Linked DNA regions of Homo sapiens: region 2 is linked to region 1. A link is a contact called in ENCODE Hi-C data. All regions are on one chromosome and are shown on one strand. Each heading gives the region's core, a stretch centred on a gene start or an enhancer-like site at or near the end of the contact. The rest is flanking DNA. Distances are from core to core; before and after follow the strand shown.

Region 1 (3,035 bases), core at 324-2,823:
CTGGATATAATAGAGCCTAGCACAATGCCTGGCACACATGCAGGTGTTCAATTATTTGTTGTTTGAATGAATAAATAATTGAATGAAGTATATCTTTTTCACTTTAGTAGGTAGCATACAATGTTAGGATTATCTTTGCTCCCTGACACCTGTATTATCTAAGGGTTTTTTGATCTCTTATAGAGAGATGTAGTGTGAATCTTACTGAGAGCTAAACTTTGCCAGTTGTGGAAGTAACATGGTGAATAGAACAACGGAATCCTTGAAACTTGAATTCTGCCCCCAGTTGTTTTTCCTCAATCAATTTTTTTTAATTTTTTAAAAATTAATGAGTTAACACAAAATTAAACCATGTCTTGAAACCAGACAGCCATCTTGTCTGCCATCTCCAAGCAAATTACAGATTGACTCATAATACAAATTTGCCCAGAGGGCTTGCAATACTATTTCACAAAGTTGGCTGTATTATTTCTCTTCACAAATGACCAGTCTGATGCATAGCATGTTTAGCTACAGATGCCTCTGATGACTCTCTCTGCAACATTTTCATGGCTCGCCAACAGGTCTGTCTACATTTCTCAGGTCTACCAAGGGGGCGGTTCAATTCTGCTTTGATGTAATCTATCCAAAGATCAGAATCTACAGATCTAAATTCTCTCAAAGCCCTCTGTTGCAGAATTCCTGCATTCTTGCTCCTTTTCAAACTGGATCATTTCCTAAAAAAGTCAACTAAAAATGGATGGCTCTCCTGTAAACTTTTAAACACAGCTCCAGCCTTTTTGTAGCCACCACTTTGGTAAGCCCAATCCAGGTACTTATCTTTCAGTGCCCCCAGTTTTATCACTGATTAGCTGGATGACCTGTAGTAAGTCACCTAACCCTTCTGAATCTCAATTTCCCTATCCACTAACTGGGGAAAATTATCCCAATGTACCCCAAAAGGCAGTCAATGAGATTATATGTAAATATGCTTTACATATAAAGCATTAGCATTCTTTTAATTAAATTAGGCTGATGAGGTCTACCTGATGTTTAAGCAATTAAGCATTAAGTATTTTACATGAATACCATGGAGACCTTTCAGGAAGTGACAACTTATTTACTGATTTTACTGTGTACTGTATAAAATAGTAGCATCATTCATAGCAAGCAGTTTGGATTTAAGAGTATGGCAGAATGGTAGCTTATATGTCAGGTCTCATTTTATGAGCCTGTTGAAAATTTATTACTCTTTTAAAAGAATGCATAATTATCACTGGCTCCTTTTTCTTTTTCATGAATTAATTTGTAACTGTGGCTGAGTATATCTGCTCCTCTTTGTTGTGACAGAGGTACTTAAACAAACTTAATAACAAACATATATATAACCGGTTATTTGAGTTTATGAGTTCATCCTAGAGCAAAATTGCACCCAATAGCAAGAAAATAAATGGCAGAAAACATGTCTTTCTCTTTCAGAGGGCAGAACTTAGGGCACACAGGGGAAGGCTTTATATACTGGAACATCAAAGGTAGAGATGAGGCAATTATTAACAATGCACATTTTTGTGGCATGACTAACCTGAGAGGTAAATATGTTAGAATGAGTAAGACAGAGCCTTAGTGTGAGACTCAAGTCCTGATTATGTAGTGGATGAATGGCCTTAAATACAAGGTCCCTAATTTAATTGTATGGTTTTTTCTTGCTTTCAGCTATTCAGCTGTGAGCCCAAATCAGTTGAAACTACTGGCCTAATTAGATATCAGACTGTTTGTTGTTGTGGATGATCCCTGAGTAAGAAAAAGAAGAACTCTAGGGGGAAGAAAGGGACAGAGCTTCTTGCACCTCATTTCCTATGTTAAATTAGGGAGTAAGTGAAAAATGGACACCAGGAAACAAAGATCAGGGAAATCCTTCTGGCAACATTGTGCTTTTAGACAGAGCTTCTCGTCTCCTATTGAAAATACCTGACAATGCCACCCTGTATAACCTAAGAGAACATTTTCTAAACAGTTTTTATTCCTTGTAGCTACATCTTTACAAAATTTACCAAGATTTTGAGACAATTGGAATGGCTGGTGTTGTTTTCTGAATTGACTGACAGAGGAATAGGGTTAAGATGGAGAATAGAGCAGAGGAAGAAATAAAGAAAAAAAGTCTAGGAAATACATTTAACCTCGAGGGAAGAGGACTCAGTGTGACTCACAGCATATTAGCTTGAAAGCAGAGACTGTCACGTGTGCACTGAGGAACTTGTGTCATCTAGAAAAATATTCTCAGCTTACGAGGCTAGAATCCCTGGGGTTACTCTTTGTTCCTCTAGTTCCCTGGAATAAGAATCAGGAGTGTTCCTTAATTGTTTTCTCAATTGATGAGAAACAGAAGCAGAAACATTTGTTGTAAGTGAAATAGTTGAAGTTTCTTTAGTTTGAAATCCCAAAGGAGTAAATTATTTATAAATGTATATGTTGCATCTGTTATTGAAAAGAACTAATTGACTTACAAATTGTGTAGCTGCATAATGTGGCATTTTTTTTTTCTTATTTCAAGTTGTATTTCTAAATCTAAAGGTGGACCTATAGTAGATACCTTTTCTTGTTTCTATTCATCCTCCATAGAGAAGCATCTCCTTCCTCGACCTTTTTCCACAAATTCCCATTTTGCTGAAATGGCTCACAGAACTTGGGCAAATACTTTACCTATGTTTACTCACTTATTATAATGGATACAGATGAATAGCCAGATAGAAGAGATGTATAATGTAAGGTATGGAAGAAATGGCATGTAGCTTCCATGCTGTCTCCAGGCATACAAACCTCTGGGAACCTCTATGTGTTTGGAAAGCCCCCCAACCCTATCCTTTTGGGGTTTTACAGAGGTAATAAAGGTAAAATGAGGGGATAAAGGTAGGGCCTTTTATCCAATAGACCTGGTGCCCTTCCAAGAAGAGGAAGAGTTCTCTCTCCCCATTATGTAAGGACACAGAGAGAAGCCTATCATCTATAAACCAGAAAAAAAAAAGCCCTCAGCAGAAACCAAGTCAGCCAGAATGTGG
Region 2 (3,078 bases), core at 115-2,614, 730 kb before region 1:
TGGAGTCTTTTAACTTTGTAGCATAATGCCCCTATTATATTTAGCAATTAGAGTGCCATCACAAAGTAAAATGTAAAACCATTATTCCTTGAAAAGAGAAAAGGCTTGTGGTATGAAATGATGCATGCGAGGAGTGTGGGTGATAATTTACTCATATAATCATTTCTATTTCTGTTCTATGGCAAGTATTTCTGGAGATGGCTCAGATGGCAAGGAGATCTTTAAGACGTGCATGCCATAATTAACCTTTTTATGTGTTCTGATAGAAATATCAATAGTTTTTCCTCCTTTAGCACTTTTAACTTTACTTATGGTGTATAGAGATGATTTGAAGAATAATCATTATAAGGGAAAAAACGCCTTTATATCTTGGGTTTAAAATAAAACATGTATATTCTTCCTATTATTTTTACTTTATGGATAAGTTCTAGACACTGAACATCTGCATTTCTTTTTGCCTCCTTGCAAAGGAGGAGCTAGCCCAGCCAATGATTCTGTAGAATGTAGATCCACGATGTACGAAGTGTAGTCCCTGGACTAGCAGCATCAGTATTTGCATCAGCATCTACTAGAAACTTGTTAAAAATGCAAATTCTCCAGTGCCATCCCAGACCTACTAATTAAGAAACTCTAGGAGTGGGCCCAGCAGTCTGTTTTAGCAAGCTCTCCAGGTGATTCTAATGCCTGCTAGAGTTTAAGAACCACTGGTATAGCTTAGATTATTACCTTACAGAAGCACAAGTTAAAGGGAAGACCTGGCCTCATATAATCAGCAGAATGACCTTAGAGCCTGGACATTCAGAAGGCACAGAATACAGGCGATAAGCCTATAACTACATTACAAGAAGAAAAAGGACCTGAGAAAGAAAAACAAAGGGAAGAAGGGAGACATAGAACTTGAATGAGTAGGAGGAACTGGAAAACTCCAGGGTTCCATTTGCAGCTGTGGCTACAATCCTCCATGATTTGATGGGTGAGGACTGTGCTAGGTGAAGGGAAACAGAAATGAAGAGAACAGTCTCTCCATCCGCAAAGAATTCACAGTATTAGAGTGGAAAAAGAAAAAAATGGCTCCCTTGAGAATTTACAATAGACCTAATATTTTAAGTCAAAGGAGGCTGGGCGCAGTGTCTCATTCCTGTAACCACAGCACTTTGGGAGGCCAAGACAGGAGAATCATTTGAGCCTAGAGGAGTTCTGGACCAGCCTGGGCAACAGGGCAGAACAATGTCTCTACAAAAAATAAAAAAATTAGCTGGGCTTAGTGGTGTGTGCCTGTGGTACCAGCTGCTTGGGAGGCTGAGGTGGGAGGATGGCTTGAGTCCAGGAGGTTGAGGTCACAGTAAGCCATCATGTCGTCACTGCACTCCAGCCTGGGTGACAGAGTGAGACCCTGACTCAAAAGAAAAAAGGATCAAAAGAGAGAGGTTGGACATCAGGAGACATAGAGACAAGATGAAGAGAACAAAGAAAATAGAAGATATGAGGATAAACAGAGTATTAAAAAATTTTATTTGTACTAGAACATAGAACATTTAGGAAATTTGTTCTTTTAATTCCTCCAATTACTAAAAGGTGAGCTCTGCTTTGATTTGGAGATAAAAATCCCTGACTCATTGCTTCACTGGACAGAACCACAGGAGAATTGCAACCAAAAGCCTTTCATTTCCTTACGATGCTTATCGCCAGCAAATAGCTATAGTAACACACTGACATAAACCATTAAGCTATGTATGGGTCGGTGCTATTTAAAGAATGTTTGCTTCCCCACCCAACCCCATTCTTATGTTGAAATCCTAACCCACAATGTGATGGTATCAGGAGACATGGCCTTTGAGAGGTGATTAGGCCATGAGGTAAGAGCCCTCATGAAGGGGATTAGTGTCCTTATGAATAAGAGACCCCAGATAATTCATTTGCCCCTTCCACCATGTAAGGGTGAGAATGCAGCTATCTATAAACCAGGGAACAGGCCCTCACCAGACACTGAATCTGCTGGTGCCTTGATGTTGGCCTTCCCAGCCTCCAGAACTGTAAGAAATAAATTTCTGTCGTTTATGGTATTCTGTTATAGCAGCCTTAATGAACTAGAAAAATAAAAAAGAAAACAAAACAAAACAGGAACATGTTCTTATGGTAACACAACCTGGTCATTTTTCAAGTCCTGCCACAGAGTATCAATCTTGGAGCCTCATCATAAAATCATTTTTGGGTGCCTAAGGAGAATGTTATAGGTGAGACAGTGCTATTAAAAAAATAACACCAAATCAAAGATCATAGAGTTTTCTGGAAGATTTTTAGAAGTCATCTTTTCAAAACAGCCTCCAATGTTTTAAAAAATGACTTCACTATTTTAGTAATATATATATATATATATTTTTAAAATTCAAACAATACAGAAAAGCACAAAGAAAGAAGTAAATTACTTCCCAAAGTAAAGATTACTAACATTTGGTGAATAGAATCCATAAATACAAATAGAAAGCTAGACAATTAGGAGCAGTTTCAGAGAGAGAGATTGTATGGTACATGCTATTTTTTAAAACAAAATTTTTATTTTTGAATAATTTTAGGTTTATGGAAAGGTTGCAAAGATAATACAGAGCGTTCTAGAGCTCTCAACCAACTTCCTCTATTGCTAACATCTTACATTACTATGGTACATTTGTTACAACTAAGAAACCAACACTGGTACATTACTATTAACTAAATTCCAGGCTCTTTTTAAATTTCACCAGTTTTTCTACTAATGTCCTCTTTCTGTCCCAAGATCCACATTGCATTTAGTTGTCAGGTATTCTATTAGGACTCTCCAAAGAGACAGAACCAATAGGGTAAATGGGTATATGCAGAGACAGAGAGACAGGAGTTAATTCTAAACCTAAGAGTCATGTGACTATTAGGCATTCCATTTTAGAATAAATTGGAAATAGAGTTACAGCCAGAGCAGCACAAGTAGCTAAGAAAGCTCAGAACACCAAAGTGCCAGTTCAACCCAGGGAAACAACAAATGTCAACAAACAACTGAAACCTACTGCTTCTGTGAAACAGTACAGATGGAAATGTTGGCTCCAAAGG

What was found. Hi-C counts contacts between places; a loop is a spot of excess contacts on that map. Pooled maps may share reads with other maps.
Region 2: a loop to region 1 is called in a map of PC-9, with 17 times the contacts of the local background. The contact joins two enhancer-like sites. A Hi-C loop is called at or near these places in 1 of 168 maps with a recorded cell type or tissue (PC-9), 2 of 37 single-sample maps with no recorded cell type and 8 of 50 pooled maps.

The regions. Positions count from the first base shown.
Region 1 is chr7:7,175,774-7,178,808 of GRCh38, reverse strand. It overlaps a transcript of C1GALT1 not described here. Among named protein-coding and RNA genes, the nearest start is that of C1GALT1, 5.3 kb to the left of the region's middle. Within about 2 kb of position 1,573, at least 6 of the 41 ENCODE cell types and tissues checked have a DNase peak (open chromatin) inside an H3K27ac peak, as active enhancers do; they include PC-9, where a contact is called at or near this core.
Region 2 is chr7:7,910,222-7,913,299 of GRCh38, reverse strand. All of the region lies in intron 2 of LOC124901586 (a long non-coding RNA gene), which reads left to right. It also overlaps the pseudogene CCNB2P1. Among named protein-coding and RNA genes, the nearest start is that of GLCCI1-DT, 57 kb to the left of the region's middle. Within about 2 kb of position 1,364, at least 2 of the 41 ENCODE cell types and tissues checked have a DNase peak (open chromatin) inside an H3K27ac peak, as active enhancers do; they include PC-9, where a contact is called at or near this core.